Linked DNA regions of Homo sapiens: region 1 is linked to region 2. Evidence: read pairs that join two places in POLR2A ChIA-PET (ENCODE). Cell type or tissue: PC-9. All regions are shown on one strand. Each heading gives the region's core, and the rest is flanking DNA. Links, peaks and the distances in the headings are about the cores only.

What was found. ChIA-PET counts read pairs that join two places held together with the same protein. Peaks named below come from ENCODE experiments on the same cell type or tissue, not always from the same donor. Only the 100,000 strongest peaks of a DNase experiment are listed, where the experiment ranks them.
Region 1: POLR2A ChIA-PET joins it to region 2 with 6 read pairs; 2 of 35 experiments call an interaction of 5 or more read pairs at or near these places.

What each region holds. Positions count from the first base shown.
Region 1 is chr19:43,306,263-43,313,878 of GRCh38, reverse strand. No RefSeq gene overlaps it. Among named protein-coding and RNA genes, the nearest start is that of LINC03078, 21 kb to the left of the region's middle. In PC-9, for the core only: no CTCF peak of the experiment used is centred there; no DNase peak of the experiment used is centred there.
Region 2 is chr19:43,516,404-43,524,019 of GRCh38, reverse strand. The region is part of intron 3 of ETHE1 (ETHE1 persulfide dioxygenase); the gene reads left to right. Among named protein-coding and RNA genes, the nearest start is that of ETHE1, 7.0 kb to the left of the region's middle. In PC-9, for the core only: CTCF peaks have their summits at 4,159 and 4,362 (motif pointing right); DNase peaks (open chromatin) are centred at 4,439, 5,769 and 6,039; H3K27ac peaks cover 3,020 bases.

The DNA of each region.
Region 1 (7,616 bases), core at 983-5,982, 210 kb after region 2:
CAGGGGAGATTGTAAGGAATAAATAGTATCCTATCTCCTTGGAAGGGCAGATAGGGTTGAAGCCCGTAATAGACTTACAAAAGATGGGCTCCTCAAGCCTTGCATGTCTCCCTATAATACTCCCATTTTACCTGTCAAGAAACCTAACAGGTCATACTGATTAGTGCAAGATCTTAAAGCTGTTAATGAAATAGTGCAGACTCCTCACCCAATCATGCCAAATCCCTACACTATTCTTTTCTTATTTTGAGACAGAGTCTCACTGTGTCACCAGGCTGGAGTGTAGTGGTGCAATCTTGGCTCACTGCAACCTCCGCCTCCCAGGTTCCAGTGATTCTCCTGCCTCAGCCTCCTGAATAGCTGGGATTACAGGCACCCACCACCATGCCCAGCTAATTTTTGTATTTTTAGTAGAGACGGGGTTTCACCAAGTGGCCAGGATGTTCTCAATCTCTTGACCTCATGATCTGCCCGCCTCGGCCTCCCAAAGTGCTGGGATTACAGGCATGAGCCATTGCGCCTGGCCCATCCCTACACTATTCTAAGTAAAATTCCATATAGTAATCAGTAGTTCACTGTCTTAAATTTAGAGGATGACTTCTGGGCATGTCTTTTAGTGGAAAACAGCCTGACCTGTTTGCCTTTGAGTGGGAGGACCCCCACAGTGGGCAGAAGCAACAATACAGATGGACAGTTCTGTATCAAGGGTTTGCAGATTCACCAAACCCTTTTAGTCATGCCTTAGAGAAAGTCATAGAGAGGGCTGCTATCCCAAAACAGCTATGTTTACTTAACACATGGATGATATTCTTATACCTGGAGAGGATATAGAGAAAGTAAATAAGTACACCATCTATTTTCTAAATCATTTATACACTGAAGGGCTACGAGTCTCAAAAGAGAAGCTCCAATATGTAGAACCAGAAGTCAAATACATGGGCCATTTAGCACCAGCAAAAGAAGAATTGGTCCTGAGCGAGTAGAAGGAATTCTGTCCCTGCCACTGCCCTGGATCAAACAAGAACTTAAAAAGTTTGTAGGATTAATTAGATACTGCCGATTATGGATCGACTCCTATGCATTAAGAAGTAAATTATTATATGAAAAGTTAGCTAATAAGGGGCCTGACCCCCTTATGTGGTCCTCTAAAGAAGTAGATCAAATTAATAAACTGAAGCATAGACTAATGTCTGCTCCAGTTTTAGCTCTGCCTTCTCTTAAGAAGCCCTTCCACCTTTTTGTTAATGTAAGCAATGGAGTAGCCTTAGGGGTGCTCACTCAAGAACACGGAGGCCGGTGACAACCAGTAGCTTTTCTGTCTAAGATTTTAAATCCTGTTGCCAGTGGGTGGCCCCAGTATATTCAATCTATTGCAACCACAGCCATATTAGTAGAAAAAAGTAGAAAAATAACCTTTGGGGGGTATTTGACCGTGAGCACATCTCATCAAGTCAAGACCATTTTGAGCCAAAAAGCAGGAAGCTGGCCCACTGATTCCAGAATTTTAAAATATAAGGCTATTCTGTTAAAAAAAAAAGGATGATTTAAATGACTTAACCATAACAACAGATAACTCACTCAACCCTGCAGGGTTCTTGACGGGAAATCCGTTGCTACAGACAGAACACTTGTGCCTCAACTTAATTGACTACCATACAAAAGTCCAGCCAGATTTAGCTGAGGCCTCTATAGATCGGGGCAACACCTATTCATAGACAAGTCCCCCTGGGTGTTTAATGGGGAATAACACAGTGGATATGCAGTAGTAGATAGAGAGACACTCGAAGAAATTAAATCAGGATGGTTACCCAATAGCTATTCTGCTCAAGCTTGTAAATTATTTGCCTTCAGTCAGGCCTTAAAATATTTAAAGGATCAGATAGAAACTATCTACACAGATTCTAAGTATGCCTTTAGGGTAGCACACACATTTGGGAAGATTTAGGCTGAACAAGGTCTTATAAATAGTAGGGGCCAAGAACTTGCTCATAAGTCATTAGTCATGTCTTAGATAATCTCCAGCTACTAAAGTAGATAGCCATCATGCACATTCCTGGACATCAACATGATTTTTCCCTTAAGAGCCGAAGGAATAACCTTGCAGATCAGATGGCCAAAAAGGCTGCAGTCTTAGATATGCCCATTTTTCATTTAACTCCCCACCTTCCTTCTCCTACTGTTGTGCCTATCTTCTCCCTGGCTGGGAAAGAAAAATTAGTTGAAATCCCAAAGCAAAAAAAAAAAAAAATTCATAAGAAAGCTGCATACTTCCAGATCAAAGAGAGATGCTATCTAAACCCTTTATGAGGGAAGTATTATCCCATTTACATCAAGGGACTCACTGGGGTCCCCAGGCCCTATGTGACATGATTCTCAGAGTCTTTAGGTGTATTGGCATTTATATTCTAGACAGGCAGATCACAAATGGCTGTCTCATCTGTAAGAAAGCTGACAAACAAGCTGAAAGGAAATTGCCTTTCGGAGGAAGAACTCCGGAGTTAAGACCATTCCAAAACGTCCAAGTCGATTATACTAAAATGCCACCCATTAGTCGGCTAAAACACCTGCTAGTAATAATTAATTACCTTAACCACTGGGTAGAAGCCATCCCCTTTTCGAGGCAACTGCCAATAATGTGGTAAAACCATTAATTGAGCATATTATACCCAAGTTTGGAATAATAGAAAATATTGACTCAAACAATGAAACCCATTTTGCTGCACATATTATTAAAAAGCTGGCCCAAGTGCTAGACATAAAATGGGAATATCATATTCCCTGGCATCCCTTATCCTCCGGACAAGTAGAAAGAATAAATCAAACCCTTAAGAATCATCTGACTAAATTAATTCTAGAAACTCATTTACCATGGACCAAATGTCTTCCCATTGCCTTATTAAGGATCAGGACAGCTCCCCAAAAGGATACAGGCCTGTCTCCATATAAAATGTTATATGGATTGCCTTATTTACATTCCTCAGCTAATGTTCCTATGTTTGAAACTAAGGATCAGTTCCTCAGAAATTATATACTTGGTCTCTCCGCTACCTTTTCTTCTCTTAAGATAAAAGATCTCTTAGCACAGACACCACCGCTAGAATTTCTAGCTCACCAGCACTAACCCAGGGACCATGTTCTCATCAGAGGGTAAAAAGAAGGGAAACTTGTGCCCGCCTGGGAAGGCCCTTATCCTGTACAGTTGACCACCAAGACTGCCATCCGCACAGCCAAGAGAAGATGGACCCACCATACTTAAGTCAAGAAATCATCTTCCTCATCAGAATCATAGGTTAGTGTACCGGGATCAAGCCTTAACAAGTTAAAGTTAAAAAAAACCAAAAGCTTAATTTCCATATCCCTTCTATATTGCTTCCTTTCCTTTCCTTATTCTGTTACTAGCTCCTTTTGTTATTAACATAACTAAGTCTGACTCATCTCAGACCATTGCCTTTAATGCATGCTCTGTCATACCTTGTAAAGATGTGAAGGATCAATGACAGCTAGCTTTTTCACACAAATATTTATGCTCCGGCCCTCTAGTTGACATAGTTCCTCCTAGCACTCATGGTTGTGAATACCTGCAGCCGAGACACCAATTTTCTGCTCCTATAGCCTGGCAACCTTGTAGTAGCTGGGACTACATCCTATGGACTACTCAGGTGCAAGGTTGGACTTCCACGGAAGAGGTTTGTGCAGATCTAAAACCCCTCACTAAAGGGACTACGCCTTCTAATTGCCAGCCTTATCAGTGTAACACTGTCCTTCTCTCTATCACCACCTCCACCTTAACTGACTCTAAACCTACTCTTAGTTGCTTCTATGGTATGGGGATCGACCTAAATGGGAAACACCCCCTATGCATTTTTTAGATATGCATTATTCCCCATCTTCCCCTTCTTCAGTAGCCTCAGTTTTAGATCCCATCCCACTTACTCCTACACCTATAATAAAACTACGGTGTCTATTGCAAAGGTGAAAGATCTAAAACAAACCTTAGCCATTAAGACAATGTATCAAAATGCAAATGCCCGGCTGGAATGGATTAAATATTCCATCTGCACTTTAAATAACAGTGATTGTTATGCTTGTGCACAGACGCCCAGATTGTCCCCTTTCCACTCGGATGGTCTCCTCATCAACCAGGTATGGACCATATGGTCACACACAGCTGTGACCATCAGTCATTGTGAGGAGGATTCTACCACAGGCTAAATCCTACCAAAATCCCACTGCTTGGGATAATCCATCATGCTGAGCTCTCTCTCTGCTGTTTCCTAAAGCTTGACACCCTGTGGGTCAGCCCCCAAGGGCAATCCAGCTTCCACCTCTAAATGCCAAGTTTAGTTCGTGCCTCCCATGGCAAGTGGAGAATTTGGTGTTCCTTGGAAGCATAAAAGGATGCAAGAAGCTCAAGCCTTTCCAGGAGCTTGCCCATCAGTCTGTGCTTAGCCACCCCTGAGCAAATGTATGCTAGTACTGTGAAGGACCTTTACTGGACACTCTGCCAGATAATTGGAGGAGTATTTATGCTCTAATCCAATTGGCTATCCCTTTCACCCTGGCATTTTATCAGCCTTAAAAAAAAAAAAAGTAAAAACAAAACACTGCAGGCCCAAAGAAACTCTTTATAAATCCTTTAATCCTCAGGTTTACATAAACACTATTGGGGTCCCGCAAGAAGTGCCAGATAAATTTAAAGCACGAAATCAAATAGCTGTGAGATTTAAATCTTTGTTGTTCTGGTGGGTAACTATAAATAAAAATGTTTTCAAAGCTTTATACAAAAACTTGTCCCTGCTACTCTCACAAAATTGTTTCCTAACTCTCCACCATATTCAAAAAGATTACTTCTCTTAAAAGGACAAACAGAGCAATTAAGTCAAAACATATTAAACAAGTTTGAAGAGTAATTATAAAATAAAAGAGGGGAGAATTGTAGAGAATGAAATAAATAGAGGTCCTCTTCAAAGGGATTTTCCTCCCAGTCTAATTGAAAATAAATAGTAACCTCTCTTAAAAGCACAATTTTCTCAAAGACCTGTGCTAATATTCTTAAATTCTGCCAGCCATAATAAAGAAATCAATATACTCTGTGTTCTTAGACCCCACATTTTAGCTTAGATATTTGCCCTGATATGCCTGAACCAGTCCAAGCAAGCATTAGGTCAGGCTTATTCCTTTCCCTACTTGAAAATGTTTTTGCCTCTCTCAGCATTCCACAAGTTAATTCCTCTCTTCCTTTATTCTCTGCCTTTGCCTCTTTGGGAAAGTTCTAAGTTGCTAGCCAATCAAGTCAAGTACAAATTGGGAGGTCCGTTCCAGCCAATAGAAGCTGGACATAGCAGTAGGGTGGACGGGTCAGGTTATAAATGACCCTGTCTCCTTTGTTTGTGTGTGCTGTCATGGCAAGACTGCTAGCGAGTGACACCCTTTCTGCAGAAAGTAAACTAGCCTTTCTGAGAGATCCTTTGTCTCAGTGTTTATCTTTATGACACTGAGCACCCGTTCTCAACATCAGGAAGCATGTTCCCTGGACACTCTGTGTGAGCATTCAAGACCCTCCATTAAGTTTCCACACACGGCTGTGACCATCAGTCATTGTGAGGAGGATCTTATCACAGGCAAGACAATCAGCTACAGAGAGAAACCAAAAGTTGGAGGTGCTGGTTGCTGACATGGAGCAGAGTCCCTGTAGTTCACAGATCCAGCTAAATTAAAAGTGCCACCCCCCTTTTGATCCAGGCACCCCTGAGAAATAGCCTTTTCCTAAGGACTCCTCCATGGTGACACAACAGCGTCCCTCATTGTCAAGCTTCCATAGCGGGCAGCAACCTGGTCAGAACCCATCCCAGCTTCACCCTTCCTCCCTCCCATGGAGCTGGCCTCAGGGCTGAGAAAAAAAAAGGCAGAGGCCAGTGAGGCCAGAGATGGTGAGAGAGCAGCAACGCAAGGACAGCTGCCTGGAACAGGAGCAGGTGGGGCCACAGGGAGAAGGTGGTGCAAGAAGGAAAACCCAGGAATGGGCAGAAGAGCAGAGGAGAACCCAGGCTCTGTGGAGCTGCAACCTAGAATGAGACTGAATGTGAAGTTATCTCACCAGGGAAGGTCAGGCCTCATGAACAGGAGGGGAAGGAGCTCCCACCTTTCCTGCTCCAGACAGAATGTGCCCCCTCAAAATTGTTAAAGCCCTCATCCTTAATGTGATGAAATTTGGAGGTGGCATTTTTGGGAGATAATTACAGTAAGACTAAGTCATAAAAGTGGAGGCTTCATGATAGAGTTAATGACCTTATAAATAGAAGAAAACATGGGAGAAGGGTCTCTACCTCTTTCTGTCTCTCCACCCACCTTCAAGCCTGCACCATGTGCAGATACAGCAAGAGAGCAGGAATCTGCAAGGAAGCCCTCACCAGGACTGAATCAGCTGGAACCTTGAACTTGGACTTCCCAGGCTCCAGAACTATGAGAAATAGATTTCTAAATTTTAAGTCACCCAGACTAAGGTGTTTGTTACAGCAGCTGAAGCCCATGAAAACATCATCTGACACACTGTTTTGAATAAAACTCTTCCATTTCTCCATCAAATCACCTGACAGTGCCTGTCCCCAGCAGCACCAGAGACCCCAAGAAAAGAGCTCCAGCAGGGGCTCAACCAGCATGGGTCCCATGGGGCAGCCTCAATGTCAGGCACCAGATGGCAGGTGAGGCTATAGTGATACAACCACAATGTGAAAGTACAAATTTTTTTTTTGCTATTTACAGACTCTGAGGAGCACATGGCACACCTAGAGATAATAGACACAGAGGTCAAGGAGTCCAGGCAGAGAGGAAAGTAGGGACCTGTAGGCCAATGGCTTTAGTGGGTCCAAGGCGTTAGCTGAGGTTTCCAGCAGAAAGCTTTAATGGGTGAGTTTAAAGCAAGCAAACACTGGGGCCAGGTGACCACGCTGTGACTGAGAGGTGGTCACTTTAAATTTCAGGGCAAATTTCACAACCGTCAGTTTAAAGGAAGCAGCTGGGTAGAGGGGGAGCCCAGCACACTAAGCAGGAGAGATGCCTCTAAGATTTTATCTCTGGCCACCAACTGCAGCCATTTGGCCAGGTACAGTATTGGGAACTGTCACGGTGACCAAGCCCTGCCTCTGATATAAAGCAGGTAAACTTACACCTTAATAAATGAATGCCAAGGCAACATGAAATTACGAGCACTGGTGACATCCACGGACACCAACAGTGTGTGGTGTTGAGCCCTAAGGTCAGGGTCCTGCATTCTTGGTCCCCTGGGAGTGAGAAACAAAGATGACTTGTCCCTGCTCCCTCTCTGCTCCTCTGTCATTGATCTTCCTGCCCTGCACCTCCCTCTTCTGCTTCCAAACCTCTGCCCAGTGCTCAGCCCCACCCAGACATCACTGTCCCCAGGGCATACACAGTGCAGCCCACTGCACACAAACACAAACTCACAGGTGACAGAAATCTGTGTTTGGGACATCTGATTGTGATAGAGGGAGGATAGTGAACTTACAGTCACAGAGACTGAGACTCATGGGGCTGGAATGTGATGGATCTGTGACATAGGTGAATAATCTGCTGTGAAATGTGCAGATTCACATGGAATA
Region 2 (7,616 bases), core at 1,597-6,596:
AGGTGATCCGCGCGCCCTGGCCTCCCAAAGTGTTGGGATTACAGGCATGAGCCACTGCGCCCAGGCACATTTTTATTTATTTTTTTGAGACAGTCTTGCTCTGTCACCCAGGCTGGAGTGCAATGGCAAGCTCTCAGTTCACTGCAGCCTCTGCCTCCTGAGCGCAAGCGATTCTGCTGTCTCAGCCTCCCAAATAGCTGGGATTCCAGGCATGTGCCACCATGTCTGGCTAATTTTTGTATTTTTAGTAGAGATAGGGTTTCACCATGTTGGCCAGGCTGGTCTCAAACTCCTGACCTCAGGTGATCTGCACACCTTGACCTCCCCAAAGTGCTGGGATTATAGGCGTGAGCCACCATGGCTGGCTTGTCTGAGATTTTGGAGATGGGGGTCCATTTTTCTCTCCTTTATTTTTCCTTCTACTTTAAAAAAATGAATTGTTAGCCTGGGTGTGGTGGCTCATGCCTGTAATTCCAGTACGTTGAGAGGCTGAGGTGGGCGGATCACTTGAGGTCAGAAGTTCGAGATCAGCCTGGCCAACATGGTGAAACCCTGTCTCTACTAAAAATACAAAAATTAAGCGGTATGGTGGTGAGGCACCTGTAATCCCAGCTACTCAGGAGGCTGAGGAGGCAGGAGGAGAATTGCTTGAATCCGGGAGGCAGAGGTTGCAGTGAGCCAAGATCGCACCACTGCACTCCAGCCTGGGTGACAAAGCGAGATTCCATCTCAACAAACAAACAAACAAACAAAACCGAGTTGTTAACATTCATGGAATGAAAGGAGTCCACATATTATACATGTGTATGAGTACTTACCCAGATCCCGATACAGAACTTGCCCATCACCCCAGAAGTCTTCCTTGCCTCCCTTTCTGGCCAATGACCGCCCTCCTAAGGCACCATTCTTCTGATGCATTTAACCACAGGCCGGTTTTGCCTGTTCTGACATTATAAACAGGACTTATACAGTGTACTCTTTTGTGTCTGGCCTTTTTTCCACTCTACATGATGTTGGTTTATACTTGGAGTTCTTTCCTTCTTATTGCTATAGAGCAGCAGTTGGCCACCTTTTTCTGTGAAGGACCAGATAGTAAATATTTTCAGTTTTTACAGGTAGTAGGGTCTCTGTGACAGCTACTCAGCTCTCTTATTGTGGCATGAAAGCAGCCACAGACACTGCATAAATGAATAGGCATGGCTGTGTTCTAATAAGACTTTATTTGTGGCCTCTACATTTGGATTTTAGGTCAGGCTCATGCCTGTAATCCCAGCACTTTGGGAAGCTGAGGTGGGTAGATCACCTGAGGTCAGGAGTTCGAGACCAGCCTGACCAACATGGTGAAACCCCATCTCTACTAAAAATACAAAATAAGCTGGGCGTGGTGGGGTGTGCCTGTATTCCCAGCTACTCAGGAGGCTGAGGCAGGGGAATCGCTTGAACCTCCCCCGGGAGGTGGAGGTTGCAGTGAGCCCAGATGGTGCCATTGCACTCCAGCATGAGTGACAAGAGCAAAACTCCATTTCAAAAAAAATAAATAAATAAAATAAAAAATAAAATTTGGATTTCATATAGGTTTTTTTTTAAATTTGTTTGAGACAGGCTCTTGTTCTATTGCCCAAGCTGGTATGCACTGGCGTGAGCATAGCTCATTGCAGCCTCCAACTCCTGGGCTCAAGTGATCCTCCTACCGCAGCCTCCTGAGTAGCTGGGACTATGGGCATGTGCCACCATGCCCAGCTAATTTTTAAACAATTTTTTGTAGAGACTGAGTCTTGCTGTGTTGCTCAGATTGGTCTCAAACTCCAGGCCTCAAGCAACCCTCCTGCCTCGGCCTCCCAAAGTGTTGGGATTACAGGTGTGAGCCCCATCTAGTTTTTACATGTTACTTTGATAGTTTTCAATGTGAAAAAAAGTTAAAATGATTCTTAGCTTACAGGCCTTACAAAAACTGATGGCAGGCCAAATTTGGTCCACTGGCCATAATTTTTGCCCTACAAAATGGGCAGGTTGTGGTGGCTCCTAGGCTCAAGCGATCCTCCTTGCCTCAGCCTCCCAAAGTACAAAGTGAATTACAGGCATGAGCCACTACACCCTATTTTCCTTCTGATTATTCAGTTTTTGGCTACCACGAATAATGCTGCTATGAAGATTCTTCTGCTAATATCTTAGGGAACATTGTCATGAATTCTAAGGACTGGATTTTCTGGGTCACTGAGTCGACAAATGTTTAATTTTCATAGAAACTCCCAGTTTCTTGAACTGGTTGTTCATCTTACATAAAAGATGGGACAAATTTAAGTGGTTTCATTGTAGAATGAGTTTTCTTTCTTTCTTTTTTTTTTTTTTAGAGACAGAGTCTCACTCTGTCCCCCAGGTTGGAGTGCAGTGGCACAATCTTGGCTCACTGCAATCTCTGCCTCCCTCTGGGAGCCTCAGTTCCCTGCGCTAAAACACAGGGTTTATCACAGCACCTTCCTCTTGAGGCTGTTTCAAGGATTAGCTGGCTGCCTTCAGGATCTCCAACCCAGAGGTTCCCCTTCTAGGTGTGAAGCCCAGAGACACCCTTGCTCATGTGCACAAAAGACAGCAGGGGTGTAGGGCAGGGGACAAAGTACACAGCAGGGGACTGTTTAATACATGATGACGCTACAAGGCAGTGGATCGCCAAAACAGGAGTAATTCTTTTTTTTCTGAGACAGAGCCTCACTCTGTCACCCAGGCTAGAGTGCAGTGGCGCAGTCTCGGCTCACTGCAACCTCCGCCTTTCGGTGATCCTTCTGCCTCAGCCTCTCCAGTAGCTGGGATTACAGGTGCGCACCACCACATCTGGCTAAATTTTATGTTTTTATTAGAGATGGGGTTTCGCCATACTGCCAGGCTGGTCGTGAGCACCTGGCCTCAAGTGATCTGCGTGCCTCAGCCTCCCAAAATGCAGGGATTACAGGAGTGAGCCACCGCACCTGGCCCAAGTTTTCTTTTTTTAATAAACTGATTGAGAAGTGAACATCTTAGCTGCCACAGGGTGGCCGAATCAGAAAGTTAGGTTTGCTGTTAAATATGCTGGCTTAGAGAAGTACTGCTGAAAACACTGATCCCCCAGGTCCCTTAGAATCAGAGAGTCTGATTTAATTGTTCTGGGTGGACACAAGGAATTGGCATGTTTTAAAAGCTCCACCATTGATTCTTATGTGGCTCAAGTGTGGGTTTCAATACTTCCTCCTTTTAACATTGTGAAACGAGTAATTTTTCTTCCAACATTTTATTATGAAAAATTTCAAGCATAGAGAAAAGCTGAAAAAAAATTTTTTTTTTTTTTTGAGACAGGGTCTCACTTTGTCATCCAGGCTGGAGTGCAGTGGTGCAATCATAGCTCACTGCAGCCTCAACCTCCTGGCTCAAGCGATCCTCCTGCCTCAGGCTTCCAAATAGCTGGAACTACAGGTGTGCACCACCACTCCTGGCTAGTTTTTGTGTTTTTTGTAAAGACAGAGTTTTGCCACATTGCCCAGGCTGGCCTCGACCTCCTGGGCTCAGGCAATCCTCCCTCCTTGGCCTCCCAAAGTGCTGGGATTAGAGTGAGCCACTGCACCAGGCTTAAAATTTTTTTTTACAGTGTACATCTCTAACCATCCATCACTTCATCTTTTTTTCTTTTGAGATGGAGTCTCACTCTGTTGCCCAGGCTGGCGTACAGTGGCACAATCTTGGTTTACTGCAACCTCTGCCTCCTGGGTTCAAGCGATTCTCTTGCCTCAGCCTCCCGAGTAGCAGTAGCTGGATTTACAGGCGAGTGCCACCACACCCAGCTAATTGATTTTTAAAAGATTTTTAGTAGCGATGGGGTTTCACCATGTTGGCCAGGCTGGTCTCGAACTCCTGACCTCAAGTGATCCACCTGCCTTGACCTCCCAAAGTGCTAAGATTACAGGTTTGAGCTGCTGTGTCCGACCTATTCTTTTTTTTTTTTTTTTGGGTGGGGGTCTCGCTATGTTGTCCAGGCTGGTATTGAACCCTGGCTAAGGTGATCCTCCCGCCTCAGCCTCCCAAGTAGCTGGGCCTACAGACGTGCACCATCATGCCTTGCTGTAATTGTTCTATTTTATTATTAGTTATTATTGATTTATTAATGTGCCTAATTTATAAATTAAACTCTATCATAGGTGCGTATGTATAGGAAAAAGCATAGTGTGTAGGGTTCTGTACTATCTGCGGTTTTAGGCATCCACTCCGGGTCTTGAAATGTATCCCAGGCAGATAAGAGGTGTTTACTATAGTTTTGAGTAATGAAGGGAAAGAACTTGGGAACCAAATGGAAAAGAAGCTGAGAGCTTACTTGCCACCAGGGGGCAGTGTAGGCCGTGGGAACTCCAAGGCCAGCAAGCTGAATGCTTTACAGGATTCCTTCTGGGTTATGTTTCTTTGATGGGGGTAGTTTCAGGTTTAGCTGCTGCAGGCAACAGATGAAAGAAAAGCTCTGGGGATGTGTCACAGACATGATGCATCATGGAAGGGAAGAATGAATTTGTTGAAAGAATTTGGGGTTAGGCAGGCTGGGCTGTTGCGGAAATCACTCGACAAGTTTCAGGGACAATGAAGGCTGCTTTAGGTCAAGATGTTATATGTTCCCCACCCACAATTTCTTATTTTGAATTTTTTAAAATCTACATTGAAATAATAGTACAAAATATAACAATACACAAGCACAGGCCGGGCGCGGTGGCTCACGCCTGTAATCCTGGCACTTTGGGAAGCCGAGGTGTGCGGATCACCCGAGGTCAGGAGTTTGAGATCAGCCTGGCCAACATGATGAAACCCCGTCCCTACTAAAAATACAAAAATTAACCGGGCATGGTGGCACGCTCCTGTAATCCCAGCTACTCAGGAGGCTGAAGCATGAGAATCACTTGAACACCCAGGAGGTAGAGGTTGCAGTGAGACGAGATCGCACCACTGCACTCCAGCCTGGGCCACAGAGCAAGACTGTCTCAAAAAAAAAAAAAAAAAAAAAAAAAAAAAACAAGCACAAATTTCATCAGCCATCAGAGCAATTATGTCACTATAGGTCATGAAACTTTTAGAACCGCGCCCCTCTCCCCCAAATGTTTTTGGGGAATGCGAGTGAAAATGGGCAAAAAGTCCAAAAATCGTTTTGATTTTGCAGAATGTCAGGGTTCTCTAGGCTATACTTTGAGACTTCCTCTTTTACAAAACCTTTGTCACGTCTAACAAAATATGCAGTAACTTTTTTTTTTTTTTTTTTTTTTTGAGACAAGAGTCTCGCTCTGTCGCCCAGGCTGGAGTGCAGTGGTGCGATCTCGGCTCACTGCAAGCTCCGCCTCCCGGGTTCATGCCATTCTCCTGCCTCAGCCTCCCGAGTAGCTGGGACTACAGACGCCCACCACCACGCCCAGCTAATTTTTTTTTTTGTATTTTTAGTAGAGACGGGGTTTCACCATGTTAGCCAGGATGGTCTCGATCTCCTGACCTCGTGATCCGCCCGTCTCGGCCTCCCAAAGTACTGGGATTACAGGCGTGAGACACCACGCCCGGCCAATATGCAGTAACTTTATATCATTATTAAATATTCAGCTGTGTTCAGATGTCTCCAATTACCCGAGGAATAATTTTTACAGCTTTTTTTTTCTTTTTTCTTTCTTTTTTTGGTAGAGATAGGATCTCACCATGTTGCCCAGGCTGGTCTCAATCTCCTGGGCTCAAATGATCTTCCCCTCTCGGTGACTCAAAGTGCTGTAATTATAGGTGTGAGCCACGGTGCCCAGCCTACGGCTGTTTTTAGGAACCAGGATACAATTGAGCTTAGTGTTTGGCCATTATGTCTATTTAGTCTCTTTTGTGTGTGTGTTTGTGTTTTCTTTTTCCTTCTTTTCTTTTTGTTTTGTTTTCTTTTTTATTATTTATTTATTATTTTTTATTTATCAAAAATCTTTTTGGATCTAGAACAGTTTCATATCCTTTTGCCCCAGGATATTGACTTTTTTTTTTGAGACAGTCTCGCTCTGTCACCCAAGCTGAGGATATTGACTTTTGTTTTTTGTTTTTTTTTTTTGAGACGGAGTGTTGCTCTGTCACTCAGGCTGGAATGCAGTGGCATGATCTCTGCTCACTGTAACCTCTGCCTCCCAAGTTCAAGCAATTCTACTGCCTCAGCCTCCCCAGTAGCTGGGACTATAGGCATGTGCCACCACGCTTGGCATGCTTGGCTAATTTTTTTTTTTTTTTTGAGGCGGAGTCTCACTCTGTCACCCAGGGTGGAGTGCAGTGGCGTGATCTCAGCTCACTGCAGCCTCCGCTTCCTGGGTTCAAGCAATTCTCCTGCCTCAGCCTCCCGAGTAGCTGGGATTACAGACATCACCACCACGCCTGACTAATATTTGTATGTTTTGTGGAGATGGGGTTTCACCATGTTGGCGAGGCTGATCTTGAACTCCTGACCTCAGGTCATCCACCTGCCTTGGCCTCCCAAAGTGTCGCGATTAGGCGAGCCACCGTGCCTGGCTTCGGCTAATTTTTGTATTTTTAGTATGGATGGGGTTTCACCATGTTCACCAGTCTGGTCTCAAATTCCTGACCTCAAGTAATCTACCTGCCTCGGCCTCCCAAAGTGCTGGGATTACAGGCGTGAGCCACCGTGCCTGGCCGCATTTAATACATTTAACCTACTGAACATTATAGGTTAGCCTACTTTACCTTAAAGTGGTCAGAACATTTACATTAGCCTACAGTTGGGCAAACTCATCTAACACAAAGCCTTGTATTTTATACAAGAGTGTTGAATATCTCATGTAATTTATTGAATACTGAATTGAAAGTGAAAAACAGAATGGCTGTATGGGTGCATGGAATATGATTTCTATTGAAAGTGTATCACTTTTGGCTTGGTGCAGTGGCTCATGCCTGTAATCCCAGCACATTGAGAGGCTGAGATGGGAGGATTGCTTGAGGCCAGGAGTTCAAGACCAGGCTGGTCAACATAGTGAGAGCCCATCTTTACTGAAGAAAAAAAAAGACAAATGAAAAAAAGAAATAAAATGTATCACTTTCACATTATTGTAAAGTCAATAAATTGTTAGTCATCGGGCACATCACACCTGTAATCCCAACACTTTGGGAGGCTAGTGTGGGCAGATTGCTTGATGCCAGGAGTTCAAGACCAGCCTGGTCAACATGATGAAACCTCGTCTCTACTAAATAACAGTACAAAAATTAGCTAGACACAGTGATGCGTGCCTGTTATCCCAGCTACTCAGAAGGCTGAGACACAAGAATCACTTCAACCCAGGAGGCCGAGGTTGCAGTGAGCCGAGATCATGCCACTGCACTCCGCAGCCTGGGCGACAGAGAGAGACTCTATCTCAAAAAAAAAAAAAAAAAAGAAAAAAAGAAAGAAAAAAAAGCCAGGCATGGTGGCTGACTCACACCTGTAATCCCAGCATTTTGGGAGGATGAGGCAGGCGGATCATTTGAGGTCAGGAGTTTGAGACCAGCCTGGCCAATGTGGTGAAACCCCATCTCTACTAAAAAGACAAAAATTAGCCAGGTGTGATGGTGAGTGCCTGTAATCCCAGCTACTCAGGAGGCTGAGGCAGGAGAAT